Linked DNA regions of Homo sapiens: regions 2 and 3 are each linked to region 1. Evidence: chromatin loops called from intact Hi-C (ENCODE). Cell type or tissue: GM12878. All regions are shown on one strand. Each heading gives the region's core, and the rest is flanking DNA. Links, peaks and the distances in the headings are about the cores only.

Region 1 (6,384 bases), core at 621-5,620:
ACCTTAACAGCTTAAAGTGGGTATATCATATTAGCCAGTTAAGGGGCCTGAAGGCTAGCAAAGCCCAGAAGTGATGGGGCCCGCCCCAGGCCAGATCTGTATGGAATCCCCCTGTTTAATCTGTCTAAATCTTTTCTTCACAAATGAGCTAGGATCCTCACTGCAGTTGTTGATTGTTTTCCCTCTTCAGTGCTTCAGTTCTGCAATACTCCCAGACAAGGGCTGAACATTATTGTATTTTTTCCTTACTGCACACAACTTTTGGAAAAGCCCTGGCTTTCTTTGACATAAAGCTGTGTTGTCAATGGAGGGGCCCAATGGCTCTTGGCCCCTCCTAGGAATATTTCTTGATAGGAAAAATGTCAGGTTCTACTGGAAAGAGACCACCCCTCTGCCAGAAAACTAGCAAAATAGCTTTGATTTCACTGCAGCAGAGTTCTGAATTTTTTCATTCAGTGAAGAGAATTATCTTCCCAGCCCCTCACCAGTCTACTGTATGTGACTTTTGTTTCTACAGCTGTCTAAAGGATCAATAGGATTTAATGCCTGATTCACATGCTTAACTCAAGGCAGAATAGAATTTGACTTGCTTACTGCAAGGGAAGTGCAAGATTAATGTGATTCAGTTTAGGCCTTTCAACAAGTATTTTGGAGTACCTGCTCTGTGCCCAGCTCCGTGTGGCCTGTGGGAGAGGGTCATCGCAAGAGAGACCAGCCATGATTCTGGCCTGCAGGAGCTCTTTTGAAGGGATACTAGCCTAACTCATGCGAAACAAGTAACAGGACAATAATGTTTGTGTTCAGACGCCCACATAAATGGTACAGATGGTAAACATGTCAGGTTCCCAGATGGTTGGCTCTCACAGACTGATTAAGGCCACTCCTCTCCAAATCAGGAGATTGTTTTGCCAAGTAAGGACATGAGAAAAGCCCACACCCCTTTGATCTCCTGTTACCACCATTTTATAAAAGAAAGGACAGAATAAAGGACAGTCATTCAATCTGGATCTATTTAGCTTTAGGAAAAGCTCACTGCTTTGTCATGAGGCACCACACTTTGGGATCTTAGAGCATTCAGAGATGGAAAAAATCAGCAGGCACTAGAGTCCTAAGAAAAGGCTGCGGTGAATAATGAAATCAGAAAATCACTTCCTTCTGGAAGCCCTCCCTGATTGCTTCAGCCAGAGGTGTGACCTCTCTCCTTGAGCTCATACCACTTTGCTTTTTCCCTGTGGTACCTCTCAGAGCCTACCTTGTGTTACATGTACTTCTATGTAGAATCAGTGACTCAGCCTTCTTAGTAGACGGTAAGCTTAGGAAGTGGAGGAACACTTCTATATATGTCATTTCTTACCCCCAAAGGTCTTTGCAGGCATTTACTGTTTTTGTTAAAGTGAAAAAATTCTTCATTCCGTCCCTGCTAAAATTTACACCTGAATGTTTAACGCCTAGTGGGCATTTCTCTTCGGCCGCTAAAACATATTTCAAACACATAATCCACACACAACTCTTCCCCGCCGTAGCATCCCCAAACCCACACACACGTTTCTCTTTTCACCTTGCAGTCTATATGTCCTTAAATTATTTCTCTAATAGAAGTTTTAATAGTCATAGATAAAATGTACACAGAACCTTCTAAGTTTTGGATACTTTTAAAAGCAGTTTATATGTATTAACAAACCTAGGAAGTTTGTACTATTATTACATCCATTTTACAGATGAGAAAACTGAGGCTCAGAGAGGTTAAATAGTAATAATAACAACATCTAACATTTGAGTGACTACTGGATGTCAAACATTGTACTTAAGTGCTCATTTAAGAATAATGAGGTACAGATAGACCTCCCTGATAATTAATTGAGTCACCACTCCTTGAGGAGGCAATGAAAAAAAAGGGAAAGTCCCCTCATAGAAGCAGAGGATCTGGTCGTGGGGATGGGCTTTTGAGAAATAAGCCAGGCTGTGAGGTAGAGAAAAGCCACAGCAGTAAGCTTCCAGTGGCTCCATTAGGAATGGACAATGGTCAGAGGAGAAATATCTTTGTTACCCTGCTCAGTCCACCCTGTTCCCTGCTGGGAAAGCTATCAGCAAGAAAAGCATTAGGATAAAAACAAGTCAGTTTCACAGTTAAGTCACCTAACTGGTTATTTTCAGATTATTTTAAGTTTTTAGGTGTGTACAAAAAAGTGCAATAGGTGAGACTGAAAGAAAAGTCACCTTGACACATGTTTAATATTCAGAGGTTTATAAAGCAGTATAGGTCTGTGGTTCTCTAAAGTAATTGGCAATGAGTTATGTTCCCATGTTTCCTAAAAGAAATCAGCTGACTTTGAGCTGGGAGACTTACAGCTGTAAACACTTCTTCCTTTAGTCCATTTAGAGGAAAAGAAAATTTGAAGGGTGAGAATGAGTCGTCCCCTATACCAGAGGAGAAGGTGAGGATCAGGAAGAAACAGCAGTTACTGGCTATAGTAAGATCTGAGGTAAGGGCCTTTCTGGGAGGTTTGAAAAAGTCTACTGATCTTTTAAGAACTGCATCCTACTCCCTTCAGTGAATGGCTGCACATAGAAATGGGCCCAATGTGTACTGTGTTAGATTTCAGTTCTTCAGAAGATAGTCCGGTTGTGTGTTAAGGATGTGTTTAAAAACCCGCCTCTACAGGAATGACCCTCAAGAGAATGAGTTTTGTTTTTAGTTGCCAATCAAGCTGGGCTCTGAAGAGGAGAAAAACGCCCAAAAGGGGAAATCAGTGGCAATGCAAAAGTTCCCGAAGAGGAAGAAATGTTCAAGCACCTTTCTTCCCTCACCATTGTAGTGAGCTTGCTGAGTCATACTTTCATTAAGCAGTGCAGCATTTTTTTTTTTTTTTTGTAAACCACTGCAGCAGACATTTGAGATCAAGAAATAGGTTTTGACAAAAGTTTAGGTCCAGATAATGATTGGAAATAGCCCCTACCTTTTACATGTACTCTCTGTCTAGCACAGTTTAATATTTAATCACTCAGATCACTAATCCATGGCTAGTTTTATTTTTTAAAAAGAAGATATGTTCTTACCCAAGGATTACTGAGACATTTTGTTCTAAGCTGGCTCTGTTGTTGCAATTAGCTAGCAGACTTAGTTCCCAAGCTGGGCTGCCAATATCAATGGCAACACAGGTGCAGACTCACAAAATCAGTCAACTGGAAGCCCTATCTTTCATTTCAAACTAGGGCTAAGCCTCACTACTTAGAACTAAATGGAGGAAGGTGAGGCTAGGTTGAAGGAGGAGGTTGAAAACTGTTTTAGAACGCATATTTTTTTAAAGTATAATTTTCCATTTGCAAGTGCATACAGCAGTCAGAATTAGCCCAATGGGGTTTCCTGGCAGATGTTATAATTCTGTGTTGGCGGTGATGGACTCTAAAAAGAACTAGTGCAACAGAATTAAGACTAATGCAATGGCTTATCCTAGCCATGAGATGGCAGCAGAGGGTGGTAGGAGCTCACTGCCTACTACAGAGGAGAGTTCTGGAAGTAAAGGGGAGTCTGTGTTGGAAAGCTTCTTACCAGGAAGGAAGAAAGTGACATAGCATGTCAGAGCAATTGAACAGGAGAGGCTGGAAACTCACTAAAGCCAAGTAAGAAATCATAGAAAGTGTGGTTAGGTCAGCTGTGGGTTGCAGTCCTACTAGTTTAAATCAGGACACTAGAGGGGAAATACCTTGAAGAATAAATATATCAAAGCAGAAAGCATGCTAATGACCTATGAAAGACAGCAGAGGGGAAATCTAATGAAAGCTCAAGAGGCAAGGCATTGTGATGGGATAATTCTTTGAGAGGTTGTTGCTCTTTGGGAGCTGAGTCCCCATGAAGTACCAAGCCCAGTGCTGGGAGGATGCTATAGGTCCAGTGGTCCACAATCCCTTTTACAAAACTCTTGGGGACAGATTTGTTTTGGAATTCTAAATTTGTCAGATTTTAGAACAGTAATATGCTGTCTATGCCATATATTAGATAACACTCCCAGTGAGGTTTCAGGCAGCACCCATAATTAGAGTTCCAAAATTTAGCAAATAAAAATACAGGATGCCCAATTAAATTTGAATTTCAGCTAAACAGCAAAAATGTTTTAGTATAACTAAATGCCCCTTATAATTTTGGGACATGCTTATACAAAAACATTATTCATTATTTATCTGAAATTTAAATTTAACTATGTCCTATGTTTTATCTGGCAACCCTACTATAATCAAACACAATAAATTTTCAGCAGTGAAACCTGGGCATGCTTAGATGCAATGGGATAAATAAACACCATAAATTGCCTCCCATCAGTGCATGTCAGGTTTTGCTGCCATATGAGAGGTTTGATAGGGAATTTATTTTTAAAAACTTTGGTTTTCAGAACTTGGTGGGCTTGGTGATCATGATATCTCCCCTGCCAGGTGAGTATTGCTCACCTGCCAGGTGGGTTTTGGAATTTTGGACCTGTAATTGTCCAATAAATGTTTTTAAAGTGAGAAATCCACAATGAGATATGTTCATACCTTCAGTGTGTCCAGTTTTTAAGGGTCAAGGTCCCTCATTTTTTTTCTTTCAAGACACAGGATGTGGTCAGGTACTGCAGATCCTGAAGGGTTGGGGTATGTGGAAGACAAAGTGAGGTATACTCAAGTAGTTTTTACATTTATAGGAAAGCTTGGCTGGAGGGTTTAATGACCTGCTGTGGGCTGCCCACTTCCTTTCAAATCTTCAGGATGAAATCAGAATGAAGGAGGTGGAGGAGACTTAATCCCTAGCTATACCAAAGAACACATTTTGAAAATGTATACTGTACATTGAACTCTGACTCTGGCTTGGTCTCTCATTTGTGGAGTGGGACTTGGGGCAAGCTTTTGTGTTTGGTCTTTATCTATGTAATGGTGGTGTTGCCTATGCCTGTCTTCCTCACAGGACTGTTGTGAAGATCAAATGCATCAGGGATGGGAAAGTGCTTTGAAACATTCTCAACACCAAATAGATGGAAGCAGGCATTTTCATGCATTTTTTTTTTTATCATAACAGGATAATGTGGGCTGCATGCTCAAAGATGTTTCTAATAAGGTAGTGTGGTAGGGTTAGGAGATTGGTCTCTGCAGTCAGACAGACTGACCTGGGGTTCACATTCCAGCCCCACCACTCCCTGGCTGGATTACCTTGGGCAAGTTACTTAACCTCTCCAGCCCTCAGTTTCCTCATCGGCAAAATGAGGATTACAATAGTAACTCATGGCATGAGGTCATTATGAGGATTAAGAGAGTTAATTAAATGCCTGGCAACTAGGAAGCCAGTGTTATTATTTTTCATGATGGATTACTATAGGAACTAAACAAGAAAGCACTCAATAAATGTTAGTTCTTTTCATCATTATGACTTACGAGATGTAGAATTGTCACTTCTGGATATGTAGTCTTGAAGTGACTGTATATGTGATTTGACACACTCTATGTGCTATGGTTTGGGCATGGTTTGTTTGTCCCCACTAAAACTAATTTTGAATTTGATCCCCAGTGTGGTGGTATTGGGAGGTAGGGCCTAGTGAAAGGTGTTTGGGTCATGAGGGTGTAATCCCTTATGAATGGCTGTTCTTGCAGGAGTGAGTTCTCATTCCTGTAAGACTGTATTAGTTCTCGCAGGGATGGATTTGTTTCCTTGAAAGTGAGTTGTGATAAGGCCAGGATGCCCCTCAGGCTTTCCTTTCCTCACACCTGTCTGCTTTGACTTTGACCTTCTCTGCCATGTTGTGACACAGCACAAATGCCCTCTCCAGAAACCAGGGCCATGCCCTTGAACTTCTCAGCCTGCAGAACTGTGAGCTAAATAAACCTCTATTCTTTATAAATAACCCAGTCTCAGCTATTTTTTATTAGCAACACAGAATGAACTAGAATACCTAGTTCATGCCTAGACAGAGTTTGCATGCATCAGCACTGTTTCCATTATTTGTTCCTCTGAATGTTTTGAGGGTATGTTCTGTCATGCCAATTACTGGCTTAGAATTCTGGAAAGGAGACTGATAGTGGTGGTAGTAGGCGGTAGGGATGGTGAGGTAGGGGAGGAATAACGTGTTGGAGAAATACATCCAATTGCAGTCAGTATGGTCCTCATTGTATAGTCAGATCCTACAAATAAGTCTAACAAATTCCAGAGTGAACAAACTGAATTGTTATACAAGACACATTTTAGAGGGTTGGAGACAACTTGGTAGATAAAAGAGAGAATTTTTCATTGAGAAAGATTGGCAAGTCAGGATTGCAGGAGGTATGGCTTTTTCAGGGCTGACTGACAAGTTGAGGTATCTTAGGGTATTTTTCAAAGCTGAGATGGAAGATTGCCTAAGCATGGTTTTGATTCAAAGCAAA
Region 2 (6,384 bases), core at 614-5,613, 860 kb after region 1:
TCAGAAGGGAGTTTGTTATACTTTAGAGATCATCTGATCCAAGCACTCATCATATAGATGTGAAAATAGTTGACAAAATTTAAGTAACTTATCTAAGAAGTTAGCAACAAAGTAAGGACTAGTATCTAGGTCATTTGACTCATTGTATTCTTTCCGTCAAGCACATAACAATATTGGACTCTACAGTTGCTTGCAGGTCCTGCTGTCTAGCCAGCCACAGAGGGATGTTAAATAGCAAAATGTTATTATCCTTATCCTGACACCAGAAATTAGTGGAAGTTTGGACATATATTATACGCTTAATTCAGTATCAAGGTTTGGGGTTCACACCCATCATTATTTTCTCACAAGTAGTGAAAGTGAGGCATCTCTGTTAATTTAAGTCTTTATTTTAATTATTCTGGGGCTACACTTTGCCTGTTTTCTTCAGAGGCAAAAGAAAAGGCCCCCTGGTCCACTAGGGTCCAAAGCGTAAGCTTGTCCAAAAAGTCCATCACTTCCCAGGGCTTCAGTTTCCTCATATGTAAAGATAGATTGTTTAATTAGATTAATCAATTTTCAGTTTGAAAAGCAGTTATTTAGTACCTACTCGGTGGCAAATGTTGTGCTAGACACTCGTGCTATATACCAACAGGAGACCAACAAGCCCCTATCTCTGTTGAGATTAAAAGTCCAGTAAGGAAGCAGACACACCCATTATATTACAAGTGTAGCTGTGTTACCATTTGTGCAATAATAGCAATATCTACACGGTGCCACAGAGGAGACAATAACCACCGGTAATGTGGCAGATTTCAAAAAGCGGGTAATGTTTTAGCTAGATCTTGAAGTATGTGTAGTAGTTTCATAGGTGAAGAATTTGCAATAGAGCATTCCAGGCAGGAGAAACAGCATTCACAAAGGTAAAGAAGCATCAAAGTGCCTGGTAGGTTTGGGTAATATCAAGAAATTTGAAGTGACCAGAATTGAGAGTGTCTAGTAATGGTAGCAGTTAACATTTATTGAGCATTTCGTATGAACCAGGAACTGTTCTGTAATCAGTAAAAAAAAAAAAAAAAAAAAAAAAGAGAGAGAGATATTTTGCTTTCTTTTAAAACTGATAGTATTTTACATTTACTCTACATCTCAATTAAAACCAAACACATTTCAGATGCTCAAAAGCCGTTTGCAGTTTGTGACTGTTATATTGGACAATCCAGCCTAAGTGAAACTTTTTGTTGTGCTCTAGTGTTTTTGTTATTGTGGTTTTTGTTGCTCTTTTTTCGTTTCGTTTTGTTTTGTTTTCTGTTTCTACAATCACAGTTCACATGGTCATCCAAGGTGATTCCCTGTGGACTCGGAAAACTCAGAGATTCCCTAACCAACCTATTATGTAGTCTTAAAATGTACTACCCTTTGGGTCAGGTTAATTGACCTTTTTCTGGGCTGCTTTGGAATTTTTGAGCTTATCCAGTAGGCAAGTGAATGCATTATCTGTGCCTCAGTATAAGCTTAATAGCAAGAGATATGCAGGTGATTACTTCATCAGCACATAGTGGTAGTTGAAACCATGGGAATGGATGAGGTCAGCCACAGAACATGTGTATACACTGCAGAATGAGAAGACAAGTGGACTGAGGGTCTCAGAGAAGCAACCAACACTCAAGGGGAGAGCAAAGGAAGAGAAATGGTCAAAAAATTAGGAGCAGAGCCAGGAACAGAGTGGTATCTCAGGAGACAAGGAAGGAGAATCTTTAAAGACAGGAATAGGCAACCATATTGAAACTTCCTTTGCAAAAATTATAACAGTGAGAAAATTATGGTAGTAAAGGAGATCTGATCTAACCAACCCCTCATCTTGCTTTGAGCCTTCAAGCTGCCCTTAATTATTCCTGGCCTTGGGCCAAGCTAACTTCGGGATACATTTAGTTTATAGTTTAAATAATAATAGCACTTCCTCAAAATGCAACTGCCTTTGAAAAGTTAAGGAGAGACCACCAGGCTAAGAGGATAAGAGGAGCCTGAATTCTGCCAAGGTATTGACATAAATGATTACTCACCATTATTCCAGAAGCTACAAGATATGCAACTTCCCCAATTACTCCTGCAGATAACATAATTATTGTAGAACCTAAGATTGGCCTTTTGAGATGTCTTTTCAGGTTTGTTGCATGTCTGATAACCAATGGCTCCACCTGGACCTGCCAACTGCTCCTGTGGTCCCACCCAAAAGTGACTCAGTGGGCATGAGAACCATTTCTTATGCCCCTATGATTGCATCCCCAACCAACTGGCAACAAGCACCCATTGCCTGGCCACCCCACCTCTCTTCCCCCCAACTATCCTTGAAAAACCCTAGCCTCCAAATTTTCAGGGAGGCTGATTTGATTTAGCCAGCTCTACATGTGTGAAACTCTTTCTCTATTGCAATTCCCCTGTCTTGATAAATCGGCTCTATGTGGGCAGCAGGCAAAATGAACCCATTGGGTAGTTACAATATCAACTGCTGTAGAGAGGTCATGATGATTAAGAAGTTTATCAGCTCTATCATTATACAATTCCATAATCATTAGCGAATGTGTTTTTAAAGAGAAAAAAGTCAAATGTGTTAAAGAAAGTAAAGATGATGTATCCCCCATGAAACTGCCTGCATTAAAATTTTCATTTTAGCTAAAAGCTCCCTCTTGTGTCCAGAATGGAGATTTTCTTGAGAGTTGATGAAAAGGCTTTAAAAACATCTGCTGATGTATATCTTTCGTAATATTCTTTTGTAATATTAATTTTTGCCAATAAATATGTATTAATTTTATAATCAAACAGAAACAATATAACGAAATTTTTAAAACAAGATGGTGTTTTTGCTCTAGACTTAGGGCTTCTGTAGAAAGTCATCATGTGAACACAAAAAATTCCAGTAAGTATCTGATACCTTTTTCAAAGGAGTAGCGAAAGTTCTTTGAGAGTCAGTAACTTCTGGGAAAGACTAACATGTTTAACAATCAGCTCAGGTGATTCAGATTCATACTACAGTTTGAAAACTATGTCTTTATGCCCTCAAGCTATCATGTCTCCACTAAAAGTAGAAAAGAAAAAAGTCCTCCCTTAGAAGAATCCAGCAGATCTGTAAGGCTGACAGTCCAGACACAGAGAGTAGAGTACCAGTGGAAGTTGCCGGAAGCAGAGGCGCTAGCTTTGTTTGTTTCACTGTTGGAGGCTCTGGGAAATTAGGGAAAGAACAGAGTCCTAGGAAGCTAGAGGACTAGGGGCTAATATCAGCTCTGCCTCTAAATGGCTGCATGTGTAACCTTGCACAAGGCACTTCCTTTTCCAGGTCTCAGATTTTCCTTTGATGGGACCCTTCTAATTCATGATCTAAGAGTCACACCACGAAAGAGGCAAGACTGTAAAGCAGGCAATGTCTCCCATCCTCTCATCTTACCTGTTTTCACGGCTACTATCCCCATGGAAGCCCAAGGTCCTGATGCCACCCACCCTAAACTGTTGAGTACTCTCTACTTCAACACCTTGTGCAAATGAAAAGCAACTTGGACCAGCCTCCTCCCCATGTTGAAGTGTATCTGGCAAACAAGAAACAGTTAACAGTGGTCCAGTGGTTACATTTTCAAAAGGATCTAAGGGTTGTTGCGGAGGAGGGAGTAGAGACCTTTTGTTGTATACTTGTTGTTAGGTATGGGTTGAGTTTTTGTTTGTTTGTTTTTACCATGTATACATTGTATGTGTACAAGTATGCATGTTCATATATGGGTGTTAAGCAACAACATACTTTGCCTGCCAATTGAAATTCCTTGCTCTCATAGCCAAACACAGTTGAGAAAAGTGAATTCCCAGTGAGTTTTTACTGATACCATACAATGGTAGAATAATATATACAGTCCAGGAGCATTGCCATTGCTACATGGGACTCAAACAAATTTCTTACGAAAAGGAGTTTATTTGACATTATGGGCTAGTTACCGTGCTAGGTCCTAGAATGAGAACCTAGGGTGAGCTGATTCCAAAGCCTGTCTTATCTTCATTATATCATGTATTTTTCTTGACTCCACAGTAAGGAATGGAAAGGCTGTGGCTAAAAGAAAGATCACATATTTAATGCATTGCTGAGTGGAGAAACAGGGAAAAGCAAATTAGGTAGGTGTGGAGCCTGGGGACACTAGTATTCAAGTTTTCTTCAGTGGTTCCTCTTCCTTATTTCTCCCTCTTCTTCTTTTTTCCAGGTCTTTCATTTCTTCACCTTTTCTTCCCTTTTCTTCTCCTTTTCTTCCCTTTTCTTCTTTTCTCTTTTTGTCAAAGACTGTAAAAGAAAAATTTCTCTTACCCTCATCTCCTACAAGCAGAGATCAATAGAGTGGCAATAGCAATAGGGACTTAGCGCTGATTAAGGTTGATGTATTGGGTGTGGTAGCCTATAGCCTCGCAAGGGTATAACAAGATCACCTCAACTGATCAATTGAGGTCTTGCCTTGGATGTGAGCAAAGCTGTGGTGCATTAAAGAGTAGCAGTTTCATAGGGAGAGGCAGTTAGGGGTAGGTTACTGGAACATTGACTTGAGTTTTTATTATTATTATTGTTATTCTACTCAATTTAATGATGTACTAAAAAAAGGTACGTGAGAACAAAGGATTCTATGCTCTACTTATGAAAAAGATCAAGGGTTACATTTGGATTGGACTGTTACTACTCACTAGTGATTGGGAAGGAAACAGCTTCATGGGGTTTAGGACACATCTGGGCATTAACCATTACAAGTACAAAGCACACACAGAAACAAAAACAGTGCATGTCAGCAACAATGCACATTGTCTCTTCTCTTTCTCTCTACCCTCCCTTTCTCTCTAGTCCTCCTCCTCTTTCTTTCTCCTCTCCTCCTCCTCCTCGTTTTTTTTCCCCCTTTCTGTCTCTCTCTGTCCCAATCTCTCTCTCTCTCTCCCTCTCTGAGGTGAACCAACCAGAGATCTCTTCAGAGATTTATTACAATGAAACAGAGAAAATAGAGTAGTTTTGTTCTTCCCTGTAAAACTGTATGCACAGATCGCAACTCAGCACTCACCAGGGAGTTCTGTCACTTCCCTTCTCCCTTAAGAGGAGAGAGGAAGTAAGCAGCTAGTCAAGCCTGCCTGCTGAAAAGAGGCCAAGCGTGGGGGAATGACTGACTAGTTTGGGAGAATGACTGAGTAGCTACTCCTGTGCTGTCAAATGGAGTTTGCTTTGGGAGCCAAACCTACTAAAATGGGGTCTGGAAGCTATCAGAGAAGAAATCTGATGCATGCATGTTTTTACCCACAGTCGTCCATCACCAGGGATTTTTGTGTTTGAGGCATGTTGCAGAGACTCCAGCAAGCTGCTGTATATCAACTGTGATCAGTTTTTAACATCCTGTCATAATCTAAAGGGAAATAACCCCCAAATCTACATACCAGTACTTTTTCTTTTTCTAATTTGCCCTTCGATGCCAAAAATTGAAACAAAACCTGAAAGGCAAGACTTAACACTGAGCAATCACTAGTTTAGAAAGACCTAGCTTACTTGCTTGCATGTGTGTCTGTGACTACAGAATAGGGTGTGCATATTTAGGTAATGGCAATGAATTTGAGTAATGCCACTTGAATTGTGTGGGCCACCTATTATGTTCTAGGCACTATTTAAACATATATATCTTAACCTTCATAAGGCTTAGTGCTTTATATATGTTAAAACTAACAGGAAGAAAAAAATTCTTCCTGAATGTTATGAACTGAATGTTCGTTCCCTCAAAATGTATATGTTGAAGCCCTAGTGCTCAGTGTGATGTCATTTGGAGGTGGGGCCTTTGGGGAGTAATTGGGTCATAAGGGTGGATCCCTAATGATAGGATTAATGCCCTTACAAGAAGAGACATAAGAGAGATAATCTTCTCTCTGCTGTATGAAAACATAACGAGAAGATGTCAGTCTACAACCAGAAAGAGGGAAATTGGTCAACACCTCAATCTTTAACTTCCCAGTCCCCACAACTATGAGAACTAAATGTTTGCGGTTTAAGCCACCCAGTCTATAGTATTTGTTATAGGAGGCCAAGCTGACTAAGATACTAGGTCAAAAGGGATGTGATACTACAAAAGCATTTTAGGTTAATGAGATGAAGAAAATAAATACAATTTTCTGCTTAAAGAAAATTCAATCATGGAACTCAGAAATTTGTATTATGAATATTGTTGCAAAGCAATTTGCAACAATCTTCAGAAAAAAAGGTACTATATTAGAAGTTGGAAGATATGCAGTCCTAAAATGTGTTAATATTCTCAATCATGTACACCACAGAATAGTTTCAGAAAGTTCCAAGAAGAAAGATTGGGGCCACTATGCTGGGGTTTTTCATTCAATCCCACAGTTCCTAAAAGATATAGT
Region 3 (6,384 bases), core at 614-5,613, 280 kb after region 1:
GTCCCAGGAATCTACATTTTTAACAAACTGACCATAGATCTCTGTTGCAAGCTAACAATTTCTTAAAGCACATCTTTAGAACTAGTTTTTAAGATGTTTCCCCAGTTTTATTAAGGCATAACTGACAAATAAAAATCGTACATATCTGCAACGTAAAACATGTTTTGATAATGCATACACTGTGAAATAATTAAATCAAGATAATTAACATATTCATCACCTCACATAGAACTACTTATTTTTTATAAAGAAAAGAATCTTCTGTGTACAAATCAGTACATTTCTTGTTAATCTTAAATATTTCCAGGTATATCATCTTCTAACCTTGGATTTAACCTTAGAGTTGCATTTTGGTTCAGTGCTCATTTAATTTGCTAACATCTTCTCTTGGGGTGGGATCCCTAAAAAAAACAGCTCTGGCTGCAGTACTTCAGTGCCGTTTGGAGTCAAATTGCCTCTAGTCGCTCCTTTTAGCTCCAGCTGCTTAACTCCATTATAGTCAGAGTGGGTATATTTATTTAATCTGTTACTGCTGGTTAAAGCAGTGGTTCTTCCACTTGAGGGTGCATCATTTTCACCTGGAAGGCTCGTTAAAACACAAATTGCTGAGCCCTGTCCCCAGAGTTTCTGATTCAGTAGATCTGAGGAGGGACCACATAATTTGCATTTCTGATAGGTTCCTGAGTAATGTTACTGCATGTATGGGGATCATACTTTGAGAACCACTGAGTTCTCAAAGGAAAAAACGTAGGCTGCCTGCCTAAGATTTGGACCAGCTAAAAATGGCTCTCAAACCTGACTGCACATTGGAATCACCTAGGAAGCGTAAACAACATACTAGTGCCTGGGACTTGCTCCGGATTAATTAAATCAGAATAACTGGAAGTGAAGCCTAGGTATGAGTGTCTCTTAATATCCCCAGGTGATTCTAATGTGAATTCAATGTTACATCCCACTTTGCTAGAAGCTCCAGGCCAAACGCTCTTCTGTTCCTCCACATATCTCCCATGTAGCTGAATAACAAATGGAAAAGGTGAAAAACCCCTGCAGCCATTACTTCCTCCCTAGGACAAGTTCCCTCACTTAACTATATTGCTAAAGGCCAATCTTGATTTCTAATCCCAAATATGACCTGTTTTCAAGGCTCCTGATGCTTGATCAGGGTGACATTGTGCATCAGCATGCTCTTCCCCTCCTTCTCTGTATCTATGGTTCTACAAGTCCTTTTTTTTTCCTGTAGCAATAAGCCATTCATCATCAGACCTATTATCCTGAAGGGTTCTGTTCAGGAGCTCTTTTCCTTTAGAATGTTTGCAACAGGTGATGTTTCGAACTTCTTCATTTATAGCATCCTACTTAACTGGAGTGTGTCAAGCAAATGACACTAGTTGGAATACCTCAATTATTGTACATTCATTATGAGCACAGGAGCAATACTTTTTGATCATGATGGATCCTTCTTAATTACTCTATTTTGTAGACTGGAAAAATCATTTTGCCATGAAAAGAATATTTTCAGAGAGCTCTATCGATGCTTAATTCACCAGAGTGAATTAATGTCAGGGTGTGAGTGGGGTGGAGAACAAGTTCTTCCCTGACTTTCTCTGGACTAATCTAGAATGAAAGTTCATTTGGAAAGGGGACTTCACAGACACAGTCAAGGGGGATGTTGAGAAGGAGTCAAGTTGAGTCTCTAAGTTTCTTTTCTCTTTCTTGTATTCAACAAATATTTGCTGAGGGTCTACTGTGCAGGCACTGTTTTAGGTGCTGGGGATACAGTAGTGGACTAGGTAAAGTTTCTGCCTTTATGGCAATGACATTCTATTGGTTAGTGTGTGAGGAGGAGACATTAAAAGTGTAAACAAGTAAAAAAAGTGTCTATATAATTTTTAGTTGTGATAAGTGCTATGACGAAAAGAAGTGGGGCAATGGGATAGAGAATACACTGGGAATGGGGACAGACACTTGTTCCTTTACCTAGGGAAAAAGAAACTCTGTGAAAGTGACATCTGAACTGAGACCTGAATGATGAGAAAGAAGGAATCCCAGCAGAAGAAACAAGTGTAAATTCAAGGGACACACCCTCAAAAAAAGCCAACAAGCAAAGGAGAGAGCAGTCTCAAGCCAAATCATATATGCGCTTGTAGGCTGTGCTAAAGAGTTTGAATTTTATTACAAGTTCAATGAGAAGGCACTGTGGGATGTTTTAAGCAGAGGAATCAAATTGCTTGACTATTGATTTTAAAACGATCACTCTGGCTGCCGCATGAAGAGTGGTCTCCAGAAATGGTGGCAAGAGTGAATTCAGGGAGATCAGATTGGAGGCTGTTGTGGTAATTTAGGCCAAAGATAATGCTGGCTTAGCCTAAGATTTTAGCAATGCAGGGGGTGAGAATTAGGCAAATTTGTGAAGATTGCGAATTTTGGAGGCATAACAAGACATGCTGATGAATTGGAGATGGGATGGAAGGAAGAGAGAAAGGTGCCTGTTTTTGGTTTGAACAACTTGGGGGAAGTTGGGAGCATTTACTGAAATGAGGAACAATAGGGAAAGGAAAAAATTTGGGAGGGAAATCAGAAATTCTATTATGATCACATTTACTTTGAGATAGGCCTATAACATAGTAAAGATGCTGAGTTGGCATCGCAATTCTGGAGCCCAGGAAAGAGCTTTTGGGCTGGAGATAATACATTTATGATTTTTGAACATACGGAGATAATTTAAAATCTGAGTGAGTTAGACAGTTAGCATAGAAGAGGGAAGAGAGATCTGAAGCCCGAGCTCTGAGGCAATCCAAAGGCTAATGGTCAGGGAAATGAGGAGGAAGCAGGGAAATGAGGAGGAAGCAGGAGGTCAGTGAGGTAGGAGGACAAATCAGTGAGTGTGTTTCCCTGAAATATTAATGAATCAAGTGAATCCAGGAGGAGGGGATGGTCAATTGTGTCAGGTCATGCAGACAAGTTCTGCTGAAAGACCTGCGCTGAGAGAGTGTGATGTATGGAAAAGAATGCTGGCTTGCAACGCAGAGAACTTCAGTTTTAAGGACTAACTGGAACTACTGTATAATCATCATCATTATTATCACTATCATCATCATCATCATCATCAAAATGGTAATAGTAAGCAATATTTGTCCATATCTAGTATGTTTCAGGCATTGTGCTAAGTGTTTGCCTGCATTATTTCAATGAATCCTCCCAACAACCAGATGAGGTACACACTATTATTCTCGTTTCAGAGATGGGGGAGCTGAGTGAGGCTCGCAGATGTACAGTCCCTTGCTCCAAAGTCACACAGTGTGATCTGGGCCAAATTATTTCCCTTCTTTGAGGGAATTTCTCTCGTCTCTAAAATGAGCAAGTGAATTACTTTACTTTTTTTTTCAGCAACGATACCCTCTCATCTCAAACAAAAGTAAGTACAGAAACTCAGTTCATAAAACAGCAGAGTTGCACTGTTTCAAGCTTGAGTGTAGGATCTGTAGTCCTATCTACCGAACTGGACTTCTCTCCCCTCTTCCCCTTCTCTGCCCTGTGGCTTGCAAAGCACTCAACTGGATGGATTCTATGTGAATTTCAGCTTTTAGAATCCTAGAATTCAGATTCTCAGCTACCCCCTCCCCCTTGTGACCAAGTGCTGAAATTACAGCGTGGTTGGTCAGTGTTAGGAAATTCTGTGGCTCTGGATCACAGACCACAGAGCCACTAGTCCATATGGGACAGAGTTGTGGCCACTGCACTTCAGTGAACTGGTCACAATGTAAGCTCCTCACTGCTCCCATTTTGAAGTAAACCTCTGGGTGAATACAGCCCAATACCATACCTTAAAACAAATTGGGTTTATCTGACTGATTAAAAAAGAATCAAATGGCTCTGGCCTGGGTGTTGTGGCTCACACCTGTAATCCCAGCACTTTGGGAGGCCGAGATGGGTGGATCACTTGACGTCACGAGTTCAAGACCAGCCTGGCCAACATGGTGAAAACCCATCTTTACTAAAAAATACAAAAAATTAGCCAGGTGTGGTGGGGTGCACCTGTAATCTCAGTTACTTGGGAGGCTGAGGCAGGCTCTTCATCATCTCTTTAGGAAAACCTGTCTTTATGTAGCCTGTAAAAGTCAGACCTCCCCCTCTCTATGTGTTCCCTGAACTCTCTTCCTAACCCCACCATAGTCTTTGCCACATTGGGTGGTAATTCATCATCTGATTACAAGTCTATTTTCTCCACTAGTTGGAATCACATTCACCTTTCTGTCACATTCACCTAGCACAGGACCTGGTCAGCCAACATACATTGAATGAATAACAGACTCTCCTTTTGGGGAGAAGGTGCTTGTAAGAATGGGAAGAGCATTATTTGACAGATATCACAGGATCTTGGTGCTTCCTGCTCATTTGCTGTTCAGTGGAATATTTTGTCTCTGGAAACTTGCTCTGTACAGTGATGTGAACTTGGGATTCCTTCAAACCTATTAACATGCCACAACCAAGCAGAAATACGTGTTCCTCTTCTCCCAATGTGATCTAACTGCCATGTGACTGAGTGCAAAAAAAAAAAAAAAAAATCTGGGTTTGATCTCAGAGCTCCAGCTATGCTAATGGAATGAAATACAGGCAATAGCCTGCAAGGGAGAACACTGATATTTGTTCTGATATGCTTCAGGGGATGGAGCAGGGCCACAATTTAATTCCTGACAGTTCAGAGGCCTTATGTAGTTGGAAACTGAAAATACTCACTGAAAATGCCAAGTAATGTCAAGTCTGAGGAGTTTGACCTACTGGTCAGAATGGAAACCTCAGATAAAGATACATATCCTCCCTTCACCTGCAGCAGCACAATAAGGCAGAGAGAACAGAGTCTCTGTATACTTTTGACCTGGGTTTGAAACCCAGTTCTGAATAGTTCTAGGCATGAGACTTTTTGATAGTTACTCGATTTCTCTGAGTGTTACTTTCCTCTTCTATAAAATGAGAATAATAATATCTATCTTGATAAGTTAGTGTGAGAATTTTGCGTGGTTGTATAAAGGGCCTGGCACATAGTAACTTCTCAATTTGTGATAGCATAAAATAATTAAACTTCTTTTACCTGTGCCAGAAGCAGTCCTTTCGTCTCATCCCATTGATGTGTCATTTCCACTAAGGACCTCAGGTAGAGGGAGTGGGTGTTAATGGTGCCTCTAAGGACAAGGGGGGAAGGCAGTCTCCTATCCCTCAGGTATCTTAGAATCTCCTGTATCTGTCTGTATATGGAAGTATATGTATTTTCACTGGTTAAACAATTTAGTCATTTTTTTCTCCTGGAAAGAAAAGAAAACCCAGCTGATTATTACTTTAGCTTAGTGTATAAGAGGAATCATTTGCTTGTTTTCTTGTTACTTCCTTTAACAGATATTTAATAGGTGCCTGCTATGAGTGAGACCTTTTTCGAGGCACTAGGGATAGAAGAGAGACAACAGTTCTCACTTTCCTACAGCTGACAGTCTTTTTGAGGGAAATAGACAATAAAAATGATAAGTAAAATATATTATTATATGTGAGATGATGATAAGTGCTAGGAAAAGAAATAAAGCAGGAAGAGGTGATAGGAAGTATTACATCAGAAGTATCTTAAGTGACAAAGTTACAGTTTTAGATAGACCAGAGAAGGGATCACTGAGAAGGTGAGATTTGAGTAAAAGGCTGAAGGACACACAAATATCTGGGGAAGAACATTCTAGGCAGAGGGTATAGGACAAGCACAAAGGCCCTCAAGCAGGAGAATGACTGGTGCATGTACAGGGTAGCAAAGGGGCCAGCATGGCAGAAGTTGAGTAAACAACAGAAGCAATAGTAGGAACACCTTTGATATTGAACCCTTTGCTCATCATTTCCTGCTCTTGTTCATTCAGCAACTATTATCAAGTACCTACTATGTGCTAGGCATTGTGCTAGGTACTGGTATAAGGTGCAATGAATAAGGCAGATGGTGTTTCTGCCTTCATATGGAGTTTACAGTCAGTCTAGTGGGAGGAGAAAAGAATAATTACATTTCAGGTGGTGAGACATGCTAAAAAGAAAAATGAAACAAGGCAAGGGGGAAAGGGAAATCTGGGGTGAGGGTTAGTCACTATTTTAAGAAGTAAGGTGGACAGAAAAGCCCTTTCTAAGAAGGTGATATTTAAGTAGAGAAATGAAGAAAGTAAGAGAGCCAGCTTTGGGGATTTCTGGTAGACGATTGTTTCTAGATAGAGGGAGCAACCAATGACCAATATAAAGGATATTAGGCTGGAACGTGCTTGTGTGTTTTAAGAACAGTGAGGAGGCCAGTGTGGTGGGAGCAGCATGAGCCAGGTGGAGGATGGCAGAAGGTGAGGTCAGAAAAATAGTGGGTGGAAGGGGAAT

The links. A loop is a pair of places that touch in the nucleus more often than their neighbours do. Peaks named below come from ENCODE experiments on the same cell type or tissue, not always from the same donor. Only the 100,000 strongest peaks of a DNase experiment are listed, where the experiment ranks them.
Region 2: a loop joins it to region 1, with 4 times the contacts of the local background. A loop is called at or near these places in 8 of 110 quality-filtered maps.
Region 3: it touches region 1 in a loop (12-fold over the local background); 23 of 110 quality-filtered maps call a loop at or near these places.

The regions. Positions count from the first base shown.
Region 1 is chrX:111,866,296-111,872,679 of GRCh38, forward strand. All of the region lies in intron 3 of TRPC5 (transient receptor potential cation channel subfamily C member 5), which reads right to left. Among named protein-coding and RNA genes, the nearest start is that of TRPC5OS, 6.7 kb to the right of the region's middle. RefSeq lists a silencer at 2,505-2,554. In GM12878, for the core only: a CTCF peak has its summit at 3,463 (motif pointing right); DNase peaks (open chromatin) are centred at 2,766 and 3,636; H3K27ac peaks cover 784 bases.
Region 2 is chrX:112,729,320-112,735,703 of GRCh38, forward strand. No RefSeq gene overlaps it. Among named protein-coding and RNA genes, the nearest start is that of MIR4329, 48 kb to the right of the region's middle. In GM12878, for the core only: a CTCF peak has its summit at 2,674 (motif pointing left); no DNase peak of the experiment used is centred there.
Region 3 is chrX:112,143,781-112,150,164 of GRCh38, forward strand. All of the region lies in intron 2 of RTL4 (retrotransposon Gag like 4), which reads left to right. Among named protein-coding and RNA genes, the nearest start is that of RTL4, 64 kb to the left of the region's middle. In GM12878, for the core only: a CTCF peak has its summit at 3,633 (motif pointing left); no DNase peak of the experiment used is centred there.